Linked DNA regions of Mus musculus: region 1 is linked to region 2. The links are chromatin loops, found by intact Hi-C in ENCODE. Cell type or tissue: heart. All regions are shown on one strand. Each heading gives the region's core, and the rest is flanking DNA. Links, peaks and the distances in the headings are about the cores only.

Region 1 (8,329 bases), core at 50-8,049, 140 kb before region 2:
AACTAGCTCTGTAAGACCAGGCTGGCCTTGAACTCATAGAGGTCTGCCTGCCTCTGCAGTGATCAAAGGCATATGCCACCACCACCTGGTTTAAGGTCTCACCATTTTTAAACCTGGCTGTCATCTGGGTGTGGTGCTCCACCTCTAATCCAAGTAGTCATAGGTCTGAGGCAGGAGGATGCACAACTTTGAGCTCAGCCTGGCCTACATGAGATCCTATCTCAACACACCAGTGGAAGACCCTGGTTTGAAACAAACCAACAAGCAAGTTTAGAGAGGTGAACAGGAGAGATTCAAGGCTAGCCTGAGGCACCTCAGAACCTGTTTCACAGCAAAACAGTAACAAAATTCTGGCTTCTTAGCACATTTTTTTGATTGATTGATTGATTGATTGATTGATTTAATGTATGTGAGTACACTGTCACTGTCCTTCAGACACTCCAGAAGACAGCATGAGATCCCCATTACAGATGGTTGTGGGCCACCATGGGGGTTGCTGGGAATTGAACTCAGGACCTCTGGAAGAGCAGTCAGTGCTCTTAACCACTGAGCCATCTCTCCAGCCCAGGGCTCTCAGATTTAGTCAAAGGTATTTGGGTGTTTGTTTGTTTGTTTGTTTGTTGTTGTTTGTTTTGTGTTTTTGGCTTTTTTGAGACAGGGTTTCTCTGTGTAGCCCTGGCTGACCTGGAACTTGCTCTGTGGACTAGGCTGGCCCTCAAACTCTGCCTGCTTCTGTCTTCTGAGTGCTGAGATTAAAGGTGTGTACCACCACCCCGGCATAGTCAAAGCCTTTAACAAGGATCTGTTTCGATGATCTAGTGCCCTGGGTCTGGGCAAGCATGGGAGCATGGCCAGGTACACCCATGGCTTATCTGCTCCTGCGTGGGTATGGCCAATTGTGAGTGCATAGCTCTCCAGTCCTCTGCATGCTCACTGACCGAGAAGAACTTCCCTTGGCTTACTGCTCTCCAGTGAAGTTAACTTCTGGTCTAAGATAAAGTCAATCCCTCTGGGCCAAGCCAGGGAGCACTTATCATTAAGGTTGGCCTCTTCCCCGGCAAAGCCTAGGGACATTGCATCCTGGCAGGGAATGGGGACTCACTTTTCTTGCTTGCTCTACAAATGAGCCCTGCGTGTGAGTGGAGGCTACTGCTCTTTTTGAATATGTTTTGTTTTCTATGTAACTATGTATATATCTATCAATTTATTTATCTATCTATTTATTTGTCTGCTATCTATCTATCATCTATCTATCATCTATTATCTATCTCTATCCACCTACATATCTACCTATATCAATCAATCAATCTATATCTATCATTTATCTTTCTGCCATCTATCAATCATCTGCCTATCATGTATCTTTCTATCTACCTACCTTCCTTCCTTCCTTCCCTCCTTCCCTCCCTCCCTCTCTCCCTTCCTCCCTTCCTTCCCTCCCTCCCTCCCTCCCTCCCTCCCTCCCTCCCTCTATGATGTCTGTGGAGGTCAGAGAATGTCCTTTAGGAGTCAGTTCTCTACTTCCATTGTTGGTTCTCAGATCACCAGGTTTGTAGGGCAAGCACTTTTATCCACAGTTATTCTCTGGCCTGCCCTTTCTTTCCTTTCTCTTCTTGAGTCAGGGTCTCATGCAGCCCAGGCTGGGTTTCTAAACATCCTCTGTAGGTGATGATGACCATGAATTTTTTTTTTTGAAAAATACTATTTTATGTGTATGAGTGTTTTCTCTGCATGTATATCCACCACGTGTGCAGTCCCGTCGGAAGACAGAAGAGGGCATCAGCTCCCCGGAGGCTGGAGTGACGAACTGTGTGAGTGGTGGCCATGTGGTATGGGGACTGAAACTCCAGTTATCTGTAAGAGCAGCAAATGCTCTTCATCCCTGAGCCAACGCTCAAGCTCTGTGACCTCAAACTCCTGATTCTCCTACCTGTGTCTCTAAAGTGCTGGGGTTGCAGGTGTACGCCATGTACTCCGAGCTGAACCTTGAACTTGCTTTACCCTACAGACTGGCCTTGAAGTCAGCATCCTCCTGACTCAGTCTCTGGAATCCTGGAATTAAAAATGTTTGCCTTAAGAAAAATATAAACAAACAAACAAACAAACAAACAAATAAATCGACCACTCTGGAGTGTGAGGAGGGAAGTGGCATGTCAGTCTTCGGTGAGAGGCTCTGAGCTCGAAGTCGCCCGGGGCCAAGGGACTTGCGATGGGCCGTGAGGATGGCGCCCTCCACCACAATCACTAGGCCGGTAAAGAGCAAGGCACCTTCCTTAAGCAGAAGAAGCCGCACCTAGGTCTGGGGAGGTGCTGCGACCTCCTGATCCATTTGAATTGCCTACTTTTTGTTCAGCGATTGGCAGAAGAGTCCAGGACAAATGCTTGTGAAAGTAAATCTCGTATTTACCACGTACTGGCTGCAGCAAAGGTAATTCTGAAGAAGAGCAAAGGTTAGGTGTCAACATGTGCTTAAGCATAATATGATGTGTTAATTTAAGTCGTAACATCATAAAAACACTTTGTATGTATCAATTTATATTGTGTTTTATTAAAACATTGAGGAATTATGCTTTATTCATTAAAAAAAAGAAAGAAAGAAAATGTTTGCCACTACATCTTGCTTGGCCTTGACCTTCTGATCTTCCTCCCTCCACCTCTGGGAGAACAGATGTGTGGCTGCCTGCCTGGTTTATTGGGCTCTGGGGAGGGAACTCAGGGCCTCCTGCATACTGGGCAAACACTCTACAAGGAACCTTTCCTGCCACTTTATAATGAACACATTCTTTTTGCCTATTGCCTGCTATTCCACTACACAGACATGCCCCTATGGTTAAAACAGCATTGGGGGTGGGGTCAGGAGAAGATAAGCTTCTATAATGTTCAGTTCAGGCAACATCACGCCTCTTCTCTACTGATTCCTAAGGAGGGGGTGAGTCTTGTGGCTTTAAATGCCATCTCAGAGCAACATTAGCTTTCAGCGAAGATTCCAGGGGTGAGGGTGGGGGTGGGGGCACTGCAGATGTGGCTCTGGCTCTGGGACTAAGAACACAGCTGCTCTCACATAGGACCTGAGTTCCATTCCCAGCACCCAGGTCACACAGCTCACAGCCATCTATAACTTAAGCTCCAGGTGATCACCTCCTTGCACTCATGTGCACATAACCACTGATGCAGACACACACAGAGACACACACACACACACACACACACACACACACACACACACACACAAGTGAAGGTACTGAGGGGCTGCCACATGATTTTGGCTCCCACCTTCTTTCCTTCTGACCATTTGACTCCCTTGAGCTGCAGATGTTCCAGCCAATTGATCACTTGACCAGAGTTCCACCTGGAGCTCTCCCAAATTCAAAAACCCCAAGCCAACCTCCTGATGTGGCTTACCCTGTATGGGAGCTTGCCACCGGAGCCTGGAGGCCTAAGTTTGATCCTTTGAACCTGTGTAAAGGTGGCAGGAGGGAACTGATGCCTCAAAATTGTCCTTTGACCTTCAGAGGTGTGCTGTGGCACATGTTACCCTGCCCCACACACACACACACACACACACACACATGAGTGCACAAGAGTCGGGTCAGCAAGAAGTCTTGCTTAGAAGCCTCCCCTGGTTCATTTCCCAGTATTCACATGGTAGAGGAAGGGAACAAACAACAGCAAATTGCCTTCTGACATCCACATGATTGAGGCTAGCCTGGTCTACAGAGTGAATTCCAGGAGAGCCAGGGTTACATAGAGAAACCCTGTCTCAAAAAAACAAAACAAAACAAAGCAAAACAAAGCAAAAATCAAACCAAACCAAACCAAACACACACACACACACACAAAACAAAACCCAAAGTAGGCATTTGGATTCCTCCACACCTCCCCAGGCCTTTGCCATCCTTTGATGTACCTCCTTCTCCTCCACTTCCTTCCCTCCCTTTCCCTTCCGCTATGTCGCTCAGGCTGGCTTCGAACTCCTGACACATGCATGTGGAAATGCAATGAGCACAGGTAAGTAGTCCTTTTCCCAACGCTGGCTCTTGTGGTTTCCAGTGTGACAGGCCTACCCACAGGCAGGCGGAGGAACAGGAAAGCTTTGGGGAGAAGGCGAGGACTCAGGTGAGCATTGACTGGGGGCTGCCAGCACAGGGAAGCTGGAAGTGTCTTACTAGGCTCAGGGCATCTTAAAGTGGGCATCGTGATGCCCACCTGCAACCCCAGTCCTCAGGAAGTCAAGGCAGATGGAACATCACAAGTTTGAGGCGTGATTTCTTAGGCTACATAGACTCCTTCCTCCACTGAAAAAAGTGTGTGTGTGTGTGGTGGTGGTGGGGCTGATGATTTAATTCAGTGGTAAAGTGCTAGTCTAGCTGTGTGAAGCCCTGGGTTTGATTTGTAGCGTTTAAATTCATTTTTAAAATGGAAACAGATCCCAGGTGGCAGTGTGCTAGCCTAGCATGCACAAAGCCCTGGGTTCAATCCCCATGTGAACTGGGGTTGACAGTGCAGGCCTATAATCCTAGCACTTGGGAGGGGGAAGACAAGGAAGTCATTAACAGGGAGCTCCAGTTGGAGGGGGGGCTGAGACCATCTTAATAAAGGAACAATATAATTGTTGTATGACATGATAATTAAAATGAATTAATATTATGTATTTTGATGGATACTTCCTAACAGTGACAGTCCTGTAGATGCTCTAAATCAACGTCTCTCAACCTTCCTAATGCTGCGACCCTTTATTACATCTCCTCATATTGTGGTGACCCCCAACCACAAAATTATTTTCGTGATTACTTCATAACTGTGATTTTTGCTACTATTATGAATCGTATTGTAAATATCTGGTATGTGATTCCTGTGTAAGGGTTGTGGCCCACAGGTTGAGAACTGCAGCTCTAAATAAACCCTACACCTCCTTCTCTATCTGTAATCACCTTGATGGGACTTTACTGCCAGCCACCAGAGGGCACCATGGGCCAGGATATTGCTGAACTGTGGCTTCTCTTCTAGGGTAGGGTAGGGGTTTGTCCTAGACTGGGTGGGGCTCAAGCCCCCCACTCAGCACTCGCGCTCGCGCACACACACACACACACACACACACACACACACACTCACACACATACACACTCAGGAGCTCTAAGGAAGGGTAGATATCAGATCTCATGGTCAGTTCCCAGAATTTTAAGAACAGAACATTTTTAAAAAGATTTATTTATTTTATTTGCCTGAATGTGTGTATGTGTGCACCACATATGTGGCTGGTGCTCTTTGAGGTCAGAAGAGAGTGTTGGATCCCTTGGAACAGGAGTTATGGGTGTTTGTGAGCCAACATGTGGGTGCTGGGAAACCAACTCAGCAGTGGAAGAGCAGCCGGTGGGTGCCCTTGAGAGCGGAGCCATGGTGATGCAGGCAGGCCCAGAACCACAGCTAAGGCAGAAGGCAGAGGCAGGAGAGTTCCAAGTTCCAGACCTGCTGGGGCTGCAAAGTCAGTGCAAGGTCAGTGTGAGCAACGTAGTGAGACCCTGACTCAAAATCAAATAGACGCCCCTCCCCCTTCAAAATAAGAGAAGCAAGAGGAGGGGAGGGGAGGGGAGGAGAGGGAAAGCAGAGAAAGGAGGGGGAAGGAGGGGAAGGGAGGGGAGGGGGAATTACAGGTATGCCTGGCACGGTGGCTCAAGGCTATAATCCCAGCACTTGGGCAGCTGAGGCAGGAGAATTTCCAATTCAAGGCTAGCCTGGGCCACATAGCAACATTTTATTTTAGAAAAAGAAAGATGGGGGTGGTGGTGGCTGGAGAGATGGCTCATTGATTGAGAGCACTGGCTACTTTCCCAAAGGACCCAGGTTCAATTCCCAGAACCCACATGGCAGTTCACAACTGTCTGTGGTTCCAGTTTCGGGAAATCTAACACCCTCAGACAGACATACTTACAGGGAAAAGACCAGTGCACATAAAATAAAAAAATAAATAAGTCATCTTTTAAAAAAGAGAGAAGCCTGCAGCTTGGTTAGTAGAGTGCTTGTCTAGCATCCATGAAGCCAGGCAAAACTGAGTGATGATGATATATACCTGTCATTCCAATACTTTAGAGGTGGAAACCTTAGCTTTAAGAGTTCAAGATCATTCTCGGCTACATAGGGAGTTAGAGGCCAGCCTGGGCAGCAGGAGACCCTGTCTCAAAAGACAATATCAGATCAGGACTGGCTGAGAGGAAGGCAGCTGCCATCAAGCTTGGTGACAAGTTGTGCCTCCAGGACCCACACTGTGGGAGAAGATAACAGATGCCTACAAGTTGTCTTCCAACCCCCAACGCCTTCACGAATAACCAAACATAATACAAATTAAAACAAAACGAAACAAATCCCTGTTTCCTGGCAGCATCCAGATCCTAGGCGCTGCTAAAAACTAGCCCACCCCAGTGCGAATCCAGAGACTGTGTCTTCTCATCCCATCCTAGGGCCCTCAGACTCCAAGAACTCATAGTCTGATTCATAGTAGAGGCCTGTGTTGCTGGCCTTTGTTGGTGAGGAGGATGGAGTAGAGCGTGGAGGCTCAGTGCTGGTCAGAAGGAAGTATAGAAGGGGATGGTGGCTTCAAACCTTGAGGCTTTGTAGAGTTTAGTGCTGGGCCTTGAAGAAGAAACAGAAGTCTTCCAGAAGGGGATGAGGCAGCAGGGGAGGTGAGAGGGAAGTGATTTATTTGGTGTTATCTGGACTGTACCAACTATGCAGGAGGATGAGTTAATGGGGATGTATAGAGGGACCAGCTCTAGGCTCTGGCTTTGCTGGAACCCTGAAACAACACAGGGTAGCATGAAAAGGCGCCAATGGAACAGCATTTAGCCCTCCACTGTCTTAGACACTAAGCATGGGTCTTGACTTTGATTTACCAATTTCTTCCAATTTGAAGCATTCTCTCCCAGGAAAAAAGGGAGACGTTTTAAGATTCAGAAAGCAAACAACTTACAAATCTCAGGAAGTTCCTGAAATTACAAGGATTCACAAAACCCCTGTCCAAGGTTATAGAAGTAGTTATGATGGACTGGGGAGAGGAAGCTAACCTGCTTGTATTTTGTCCTGAGAGCTTCATGGATGCAGATTTTATGAGTCCTTGCCCATGGTGGATTAGGGTAGGCTTCTCAGGGGTTCGCATAGCTTTGAGAGGCTCTGTTCCTCCAAGTAGCTCCCCACCCACACTCCTGCTAGTAACCCCCATGAAACTCACTGGTTCATCAAGTTGGACTTTGATAGAGTTATTGCTTTAGTCTGTCACTGATTTCCTATGTGGGGGCAAATAGGTGTTTATTCTTGTCGCCCCATAAAAAGTTGACACAATAGGACTCTGCCTAAGGAAACTTCTGGAGGGATCTCCTTTCATTCTCCTGTCTCCAGCACTTTCTCATCAGACCTGACATTTTGAAGAACCCCAAATAAATAAATAGTCAACTATGCCCCCTGAGAGAAGAAGCCTTAGAGCTCACTGGGAGCAACCCTTCCCACCTCCAGGACAGTATGACATAGTGAACCCAAATAAACCAGGGCATACTGTATTCTAGAGTGTCATGAAATGGAAGGACTAACTGCTACCTACTCTTTGGATGGGTCACAAGGACATCACATTGTAGAGACGTGATCCCAAGCCAGGGTGACAGCACCTTTTAATCATGCCAGGACTTGGGAGGTTGAGTCTAGAGGATCACCGAAACATCAAGGCCAGCCTGAGCTATATAGTGAATTCAAGGCCATCATGGCCTGCATAGTGAGATCCTGTTCCCAGAAAAAAACAAGGGGCCAGCAAGAAGGATCAGCGGGTAAAGGGGCTTGCCACCAAACCCAACAGCAATGTGAGTTTGATCTCTGCAACCCACGTGGTGGGGTGAGAGAACTGACTCCTGAACCTTGTCCTCTGGTCTCTATACTCCTTCCATCACTCGTACATGCTAGTGTATTACACACACACACACACACACACACACACACACACACACACAGAATAAATACATAGAAAACCAGATAGAACCCCTCCAGTACAGGCATGATTCCACTCCTATGGAGTCCTATAAGACATAAAACTAGAGTTGGATGTGGTACCTGGTGCCTGTAACCCAACCCTTAAGAGGCCGAGACAGGAGGATCACTGATGTTAGTTTGAGGGAAACTTGAGGGGCTGTGTAGAAAGTTCCAGGTAGCCTTCACTCTGCAAGACACTTTCAAACAGGGCAGATTACACTTCCAGCATGGCTTGGTCCTGGCAGAAAAGATACACAAACAGACAGACAGACAGACAGACAGACAGACAGACACAGATAAACTGGGATCAGGTGAGCTGTAC
Region 2 (8,292 bases), core at 293-8,292:
TGTGGCAGTCACATGCCCACACGGAGTATGAACAAATGTGACCATGCTGTGTGCATCTTTAGCAGGGTTAGCAGCTCTGTCCATGTGCTCAGTTGCACAGACTTCATCTTAAAAGAGTTCAGTGTGTGTGTGTGTCTGTGCCTATGTGTGTATCTGTGTTTGTGTGTGCTGCGTCTCTCTCTCTTGTGTCTGTGTGTCTGCCTGTGTATCTCTGTGTGTGTCTCTTTCTGTGTGTATGTGTGTGTGGGGGTGTGTGTAGGTGCACAGGTGCCACATCACGTATTGAGGGAAGGGGACAACCTCAGATGTCAGCCCTCACCTTCCCCTTCCTTCAGACAGTCTCCTTTTCTTGTTGTGTGCTGCCTGCTGTGTGTGCACCAGGCTTGGTGGCCTGAGAGTCTCTGGTACTCTCCTTTCTCCTCCTTCCATCTCACTGTAGGAGCATGAGGCTTACAGACACATGTGCTACTGTTGCTGGCTTTATGTAGGTTCCGGGGATTCGAACTCAGGTCTATATGCATCTATGGCAAGGGCTTTACCTACTAAGCTCTCTCTCTCTAGCCCAAGGTTCTCATATTTTTAACAGGAGAAATTCTTGGTACAAAGGGGTCCCAATCAACTGCAAATAGTCCTCACATGAAAGGGATCTTTGTGGAGGGCACAGTCCTGGATTGGCCCTATTACTTGCTCTCATGCGTCTCCATACTGCCCCCTCCTGGCTGCTACCAGGAACTGCTACAATGTCCCACCTGCTGCTGTGGCTGCATGTGGCTGCACCCAGCTTGGATAAGCAGCCACAACTCAGTGATGCCCAAGATGCTGGATAAAGCATATATTAAAGATCTTACACATTTTTATTGATTTATTTTGAGTGCATGGAATGGGGGTGGTGAGGTATGCATGCATGCCGTGGTGTGCACGTGGAGATACAGAGGACAGCTATGGAAGTTGGTTCTCTCCACCATGTAGGTCCTGGGACTTCAACTCAAGTCTATGGGTACTGTCCATATTCGGGAGCCCACTGAGGCTGCAGGAGGGACCAGATCTACAACTATGTTACATGTGACTTCCATGTGGGTGCTGGCACCCATACCCAGGTCCTTTGCAAGAGCGGTGATCACTCTTAGCCACTGAACCATCTCTCCACTCCCCTGCCCCTAAATTTGCTTTTAAACTGATATTTAAAATTCATGGTTGCCGGCGTGGTGGCGTACGCCTTTAATCCCAGCACTCGGGAGGCAGAGGCAGGGGGATTTCTGAGTTCGAGGCCAGCCTGGTCTACAAAGTGAGTTCCAGGACAGCCAGAGCTACAGAGAAACCCTGTCTCGAAAAACCAACACCCCACCCCCAATTGATGGCTTCATCCAGAAGAAACGCTTACAGCTCAGAACAGAGCTGAGGGGCTGCAGCTGGTGCAGGGTCTCATTCCTGGGTTCACAAGCTCCATGCTGGGGAGCAGAGGAGGGGACCCCACATTCCTGCAGACACTACTGGAAGAATGCCAGCAGGAAGCCTTCTTGCAATAAGCCAGCATGACCTTGTTCAGACAACAGAGAGAGGACATACAGTAAGGGATACCTGCTGACACAGGCAATTCAATTCTTCAAGCAACTCAGAAGAGTGTTTAGGGTTAAACAGTGGAGCAGGCTGCATAGACTGGGGGCGCACAGAGAGATGGGGTGTGGCCACCATAACAGTTCTGATCCTGGATAGTAGGCTTGTACTGGCTGGTTTTGTGTCAGCTTGACACAAGCTGGAGTAATCACTGAGAAAGGAGCCTCAACTGAGAAAATGCCTCCATGAGATCCAGCTGTAAGGCATTTTCTCAATTAGTGATCAAGGGTGGGAGGGCCCATAATGGGTGGTGCCATCCCTGAGCTGGTAGTCCTCAGTTGTATCAGAAAGCAAGCTGAGCAAGGCAGAGCAAGCAAGCCAGTAAGAAACATTCCTCCTGGGGCTGGAGAGATGGCTCAGTGGTTACAAGCACTGGCTACTCTTCCGAAGGTCCTGAGTTCAAATCCCAGTATCCACATGGTGGCTCACAACTATCTGTAATGAGATCAGATGCCCTCTTCTGGTGTGTCTGAAGACAGTGACAGTGGACTACATATAATAAATAAATCTTGAAAGAAAAAGGAAGGAAGGAAGGAAGGAAGGAACATCCCTCCATGACCTCTGCATCAGCTCCTGCTTCCTGATCTGCTTGAGTTCCAGTCCTGACTTCCTTGGGTGATGAACAGCAATGTGGAAGTGTAAGCTGAATAAACCCTTTCCTCGCCAACTTGGTCATGATGCTTTGTGCAGGGCTTCTTGGTTCTTATTATTTAGCCATTCATAAAAAGAGCACAATACAGGCGCTCGGTCAGTGACGCATGCCAAGCATGAGGGGACAGTCTCATCATCCGTTTAAAGGCCCAGTGCTGACTGCCTGTGACCCAGTGCTGGTGTGTGTGTGTGTATGCTGCTTCTGCTGTGTGTGTATTGCTGGTGTGTATGTGTATTGCTGGTGTATGTGTGTATGCTGCTGCTGTGTGTATTGCTGATGTGTATGTTTGACAGGAAGATGCCTGAATCTATGCTAGCTGCATCTGAAAAAAAAAAAGTGGTTTCAATTGCCCAGTATGCAGAGTGTGACAGATCTTGGAGTCTCCATCAAATTCCTCCCCTCAGGGCTCCGGAAACTGCTGAAGAGGAGGCAGAAAGAGTGTAAAAGCCAGGGGGGATGAATGACACCTAAGACTGTCCTCCAGACACAACAGGACTGACACACACATTTGCTCACAGGCCGTGGCAGCTTTCGTGGGCTTTGCACAGATCCAAGCCCACAGGTCCCAGTGCCGAGATGAGGAAGTAGATTCCAGCTCCTATCCCCAACCAAAGAAAAAAATCTGTTTCTCCAAGGGAGCCTCATTGGGTAAACAAACCCCACTTACAGGTAGGCCCCACACTCAGCAGCAGATGGCTAACAGACATCTCAAAACAGGGATGTTTTGAGATCTCATACTGCTTTGTTTGGGTCCCCTGCCCCCTTACTAGTCTTGTGTGTGTGTGTGTTTCTCATTTGTATGTTTCTCCTACTTTCTGAAAAGTATCCCCCCCCCATTTTATTCATTTTTTTAAATCCTTGTTCGTCTTTTCTATTTGCTTGCTTGTTTTCTTAAGAAAGATATGAAATTGGAAGGGCAGGGGGATGGGAGGATCTGGGAGGAGATGAGGGAGGGGAAACTCATCAGAATAAACTGTATGAAAGTAACTATTTTCATTCAAAACTAAAATTATTTTAAAAATATAAGATTGATGGGATGGATCACTGGGTAAGAGGACTTGCTGCAGAGCCCGACAACGTGAGAGCAACCCCTAGGGCAGAACAGACTCGAAATCTGTCCTTAGCTCCACGCATGCTCTGCCTTCCCAAGGAGAACATAAGGAAAAAAATCCAATTAGGTGGAGAGCAACTGAGGAAACCAACCACTCCGCACCAACCCCCAGCCTCTCCATTGCAGGCACACACACACACACACACACACACACATTCATACCACATATTAAAACCTTGGCATGTGTGCAAACGGGTTGTCAAGCATTCATATGAAAGGTGATTATAACAGCCGAGGAGGTGTAAAAGCTTCACCAACGTCACGGGGGCCTAGGAGCCTGGAGCCCAAGCCTCTAGCCAGACGAAGGTAGGAAGAGTGGCTGAATACCGTATGTGACCCTCTGAGGGGCCAGGGCAGCCCCTGCCATCTGAGTGGGCACTTGGCTTTGTCTGGTGCTCAACAAGAAGAGGGCAGTGTGTCTTCAAACACCTCTGCCCTTGTTCAAGCTGGCATGGCTTCATCAACTTTCTGTGCAGTGCTGGTGGAGCCATGTACCCTGTGACTGAAGGATGCCAAGGTTCTGGGCTGCAGAGATGGCTCAGTGGTTAGGATCACTAGGAGTTCTTCCTGAGGACCTGGGTTCAATTCCCAGCACATGGGGGCTCACAAGCTTGCGACTCCAGTTCCAGTGGGTCTGAGGCTCTCTGACCTCTGCATGCAAAACATGCGCATGGCGCGCTGACATGCATGCAGGCAAAAACACTCACTGAATAAAGCAAAAGGCTAATTTTTTTTTTAAGTCACTAATGACACTGTCCTTCCTGCCCTCACAGGAACAGATAGCACTCCCTGAACACATCTGTCCAGGCCCAGCTCGGGGAGGGAGTTTGGCCCGGGCCCAACAGGCCTAGTGGTAACAAGTAAAGCTCTCCCTGAACGTGAATCCGGACACGAGGCCCACGTGGGCTTTAGTAACCCCGTGGCCTCGATAGGTGCACCCCACTTAGCCGCACACCTCAGCCGGAGCCTAAATTCAACTTTTCCTGAGGGAACTCCAGCCCCAATACAGAGCCCAGAAACAAAGTGAAGGATGGAGTTGTGGGTGGGGCCAAAGGCGTGCGCATCAATAAACTGGTGCGGTGGCGCCATCTGGTGGCCATGTGCTGTCAGTGCCTGAGTAGTTCTGAAGAACTATCTGTCCAGGGCTCAGGAAAATTGCAAAAATTCTCAGCAGGCAGGAGCCTGCACCCTTGAGCACCATGAAACCTGGAAGCCTCTGTGCAGAACCACTGGAGCACATAAAAGTCCTCCAAGTCTAGCCTTCCATATCCTTAAGTTAGGAAGCAGCATAATTAGGCAAACACCACCTGCATGTGGACCCAGAAGACACCGCGCCCTCATGAATACACCTTGAGTTTTATTTAGCTTTTAAAATGTCTTATGTGACCAAGGCATGGCGTGCGTTCTGAGAGTTGGTTCTTGCTTTCCAGCTCGTTCTTCCACTGCTGTAGCAAGCCTTTGAGCTTTGAACTGCTGTCTTCACAGCTACATACACACCATGGTACGCAGCCTTACACATGAGATCCAGGGGTCAACCCTGGGTCATCAGGGGCATCTAGCAAGGCCTTTTATGTGCTGAGTCATCTTCTAGGCCCAATTTCTTTTGTAGCCCAGGCTGCATTTCAAGTTGTTACCTAGCCAAGGCTGACCTTGAACTTCTGACCTTTCTCGAACTTCACTCCACCTGCTGAGTGCTGGGATTGCAGTGTGCACCCCATGCCTGGGGTTACACTCAGGATTAAACTCAGGGCTTTGTGAGTTTCAGCTCCAGAGCATGTCATTTCTGTCACATCAAGGACACAGGAGCCAATCAGGGGACCCAGGTATTTCCCTCAACAGAGGGCAGGGTGGGAAGGCAGCAGCCCAGGCTCCCTGGCTCTCCAAGTCCAAGGAAGGCAGAGAGAGGGGCCTGGGCTGTACACAGCACTGGAAGATTTACTTGGTGGCAGGCACAATGGCTCAGTAGGTAAAGGCGCTTGTCACTGAGCCAGGCAACCAGCCAAGACCCACATGGCTGAGGAGAGAACCGAGTAGCAAAAGCTGTCTCCTGATCTCGTGTGCACTGTGGTGTGTGCAAGCACATACATGTAATATTAAAGAATTCTCTTTTGGTTTTTTGAGACAGGGTTTCTCTGTGTAGTCCTGGCTGTCCTGGAACTCACTCTGTAGACCAGGCTGGCCTTGAACTCAGAAATCCACCTGCCTCTACCTCCTGAGTGCTGAGATGAAAGGCATGTGCCACCACTGCTCAGCATAAATAATTCTTTAGTTTATTTTTCCTGCACTGCTCCCTGCCCCCAAATCCAGAAATGAGTAACAGCAGCAAGCAGACCAGGCCATTTCTGCTCGGCCTAGGAAGTAACACTCAGTCACCTACCGGCTGCTCAAGGCTGACTGGCCAGCCACAGAGACAAGGTGAGATGACTCATCCCCAGGGGCTGGTGATCCCATCCTGACAGTCATGTCCACCATGCCTCACGAGTCACCCACGCCTGCAGCTCAGCTCCAATACTGCTGACTGCCCAGGCTCTCACGCTGTAGCTACTGTTCAGGTGGTGACTGTCCCTTCAACCTGGCAGGAGGCCAGCCTCCTTCTCCACCAGCCGGCTGACCGTGCGCAGAGCCAGAGGCAGGGCCACGTTGGTGTCCCGGTGGTAGCGGGGCTGGCACACGCCTGCAGGAGGTGTGAACACAAACTGGGCCACACTGGGCATCTTTAGTAAGGTTAGCAGCTCTGAGGCCCGGGTCCGGATGGATTCCGCACCCTCTTCACTGTGCACAGAGCTGGTGGCTGGGTTCTGGGCCAGGGTTCGCATTTTTGACAGGAACAGTGACACCCTGGGAAAGAGAGGGTCTCAGGTCCTTAGCTGCCAAGAATCAATTCCCCAAGGCACCTAAATGGTTGCCCTCTATGGGTTTCTCTGTGCTTCCTAGCTGGGTACCTTGGGATCAGGTCTTGGCTCCGGGAGGCTAGTTTGGTCAGTGTGGTCATGAGTGCAGTGACCACCTCTGGAGGACAGCAGGGCAAGTCGGCTAAGGGGCGGGACTGGGTGACTTCAAACAGCAGGGCTTCCAGGGCTTCAAAGAACTTGTTGATCTGTTCCGCTGTGCACCTCTTGTCCCAAGTCACCGACAGGTACTCACCAATGGCCCACACCTAGGCCCAGAGCAGGGGTCAGCACGCATGGGGCTTGCTATTTGACGGGGGAAGGTGGCTGTGCACTTACCACACAAGTGAACACGCTGGCTCGGCTGTGGATGCTGCTCACGCTCCCCACGAACTCCAGGAGCTCTCGTGAAAGCTCCACCACCAGCGATGGCTTCAGCTTACACAGCACCAGGAGCTGGGAGCTCAGCACCCTGTGAGGAGAGCGGGAACGCTGGGCTGTGTACTCAGGGCAGGCCCAACCCCAGTCCACCCAATGGGAGCAGGGGAGCCAGAGCAGATGGCTGAGGTCAGAAAGGGAAAACTTGCCACCCATTAAGGAGCCTTTGACTCCAATGGGGACATGAATGCCTGAAATCCAGGCTAGTTGAGAGAATGAGGTAGGAGGAAGGCTGTGAGTTCTAGGATAGCCTGGGGTGGAGTGAGACCTACCACAAAACTGAGGAGTAGATGGCCTGCCAGGAAGGGGCTGGGGTGTGGCTCAGTGGTAGAGCCCCTGCCTAACATCCAGGTGGCCCTAGGTTTAATCCCCAGGATGGGTGTGTTTGTGTGTGAATAAACCCTCTAAAGCAGTGGCTCTCAACCTGTGGGTCACATATAAGATACCCTGCATATCAGATATTTATGCTATGATTCATAACAGCAGCAACATACAGCCATGAAGTAGCGGTGAAACAATGTTATGTATTACAGGGTCATAGCATTGGGAAGGCTGAGAACCACCTCAGTGGACAGGACCACGTGCAAGAGAGACATGAGCCAGCCCGAGAGGACACAAAGTATCGAGGAGGAGGAGGAAGAGGAGGCCACTAGGATGTGCTGATGGGAGGAGGAAGTGCAGGCTGCAGGGGAAGTGCAGGATGGAGGAGGAAATGCAGGCTGAAGAGGAACTGGCAGGATGGAGGAGGAGATGCAGGCTGCAGGGAGAACTGGCAGGATGGAGGAGGAGAGATGCAGGCTGCAGGCGGAACTGGCAGGATGGAGGGCCAGTGCTCAGGCCCCTAGCATGTGGGCAGGACAGGGGAGGCACAGGAAGTGGTCTGTGTGTGTCATGGGCACTGCGACCTTGCCAGGGCCGGGAGCCTACCCGTGCACACGGGCCTCATACTGAGGGACCGGGTAGAGGGAGTCACTTCTCTCCAGGAGCAGCAGTGCCAGCTGGTTGATTAGGGCCCCATCGGCAGTCTGGGATCAAGAACAGAAACAGGCTGTCTTGAGCAGTGGGCGCCTTTGCCTTCCGCCCTCTGGGAGGAGCGAAGCCTTGGGGGTGAAGCTCCCCATCCCTGGCCTGCCTCCCCCAGCACCCTGGGCTGGGAGGACTCAGAGGCCCCAGCCTCCCTGGCCCATGCAGCTGCCCGTGAGAAGCCCCACTGTTGCAGGCTGTCGGGGCGCATACCCCAGCACTGCGAGCCAGAGAGAGGCGGACAGGTCTGAGAGTTGAGGCCAGTCTGGTCCACGTGGTAAGCTTCAGACTAGCAGGGTTATACAGAGAGGTGGTGTCTCAAAACCAACCAAACATAAATAAATAAATAAATAAGCAAGCCAGCCAGCCTGTTCCCTGAGGCCAAGGCTCCGTCTTGTCTGGGCGAGTGACCCCAAACTGCCCATTCTGTTGCTAGACGACCTCGAGGGGTTCTGTGGATTCTAGTCATCTGACCTGTGGACACGCAGCCAGGAGGGAACCATTGGGCTATGGTGGGGTACTGGGACACACTCTGTGCTGCCAGCCTCAAGTGTCATGTGCCCACC

What was found. Peaks named below come from ENCODE experiments on the same cell type or tissue, not always from the same donor. Only the 100,000 strongest peaks of a DNase experiment are listed, where the experiment ranks them.
Region 1: a loop joins it to region 2, with 7 times the contacts of the local background. A loop is called at or near these places in 14 of 42 quality-filtered maps.

The regions. Positions count from the first base shown.
Region 1 is chr5:142,616,726-142,625,054 of GRCm38, reverse strand. It overlaps the pseudogene Gm31274. Among named protein-coding and RNA genes, the nearest start is that of Wipi2, 8.7 kb to the left of the region's middle. In heart, for the core only: a CTCF peak has its summit at 4,953 (motif pointing right); no DNase peak of the experiment used is centred there.
Region 2 is chr5:142,475,139-142,483,430 of GRCm38, reverse strand. It overlaps Ap5z1 (adaptor-related protein complex 5, zeta 1 subunit), which reads right to left. Exons shown (of 17, transcript NM_172725.2): 14 at 7,631-7,728; 15 at 6,605-6,737; 16 at 6,320-6,534; 17 at 4,716-6,215. The coding sequence ends at 5,945. Among named protein-coding and RNA genes, the nearest start is that of Ap5z1, 15 kb to the right of the region's middle. In heart, for the core only: CTCF peaks have their summits at 724 (motif pointing left) and 4,481 (motif pointing left); DNase peaks (open chromatin) are centred at 4,340 and 5,949; H3K4me3 peaks cover 374 bases; H3K27ac peaks cover 373 bases.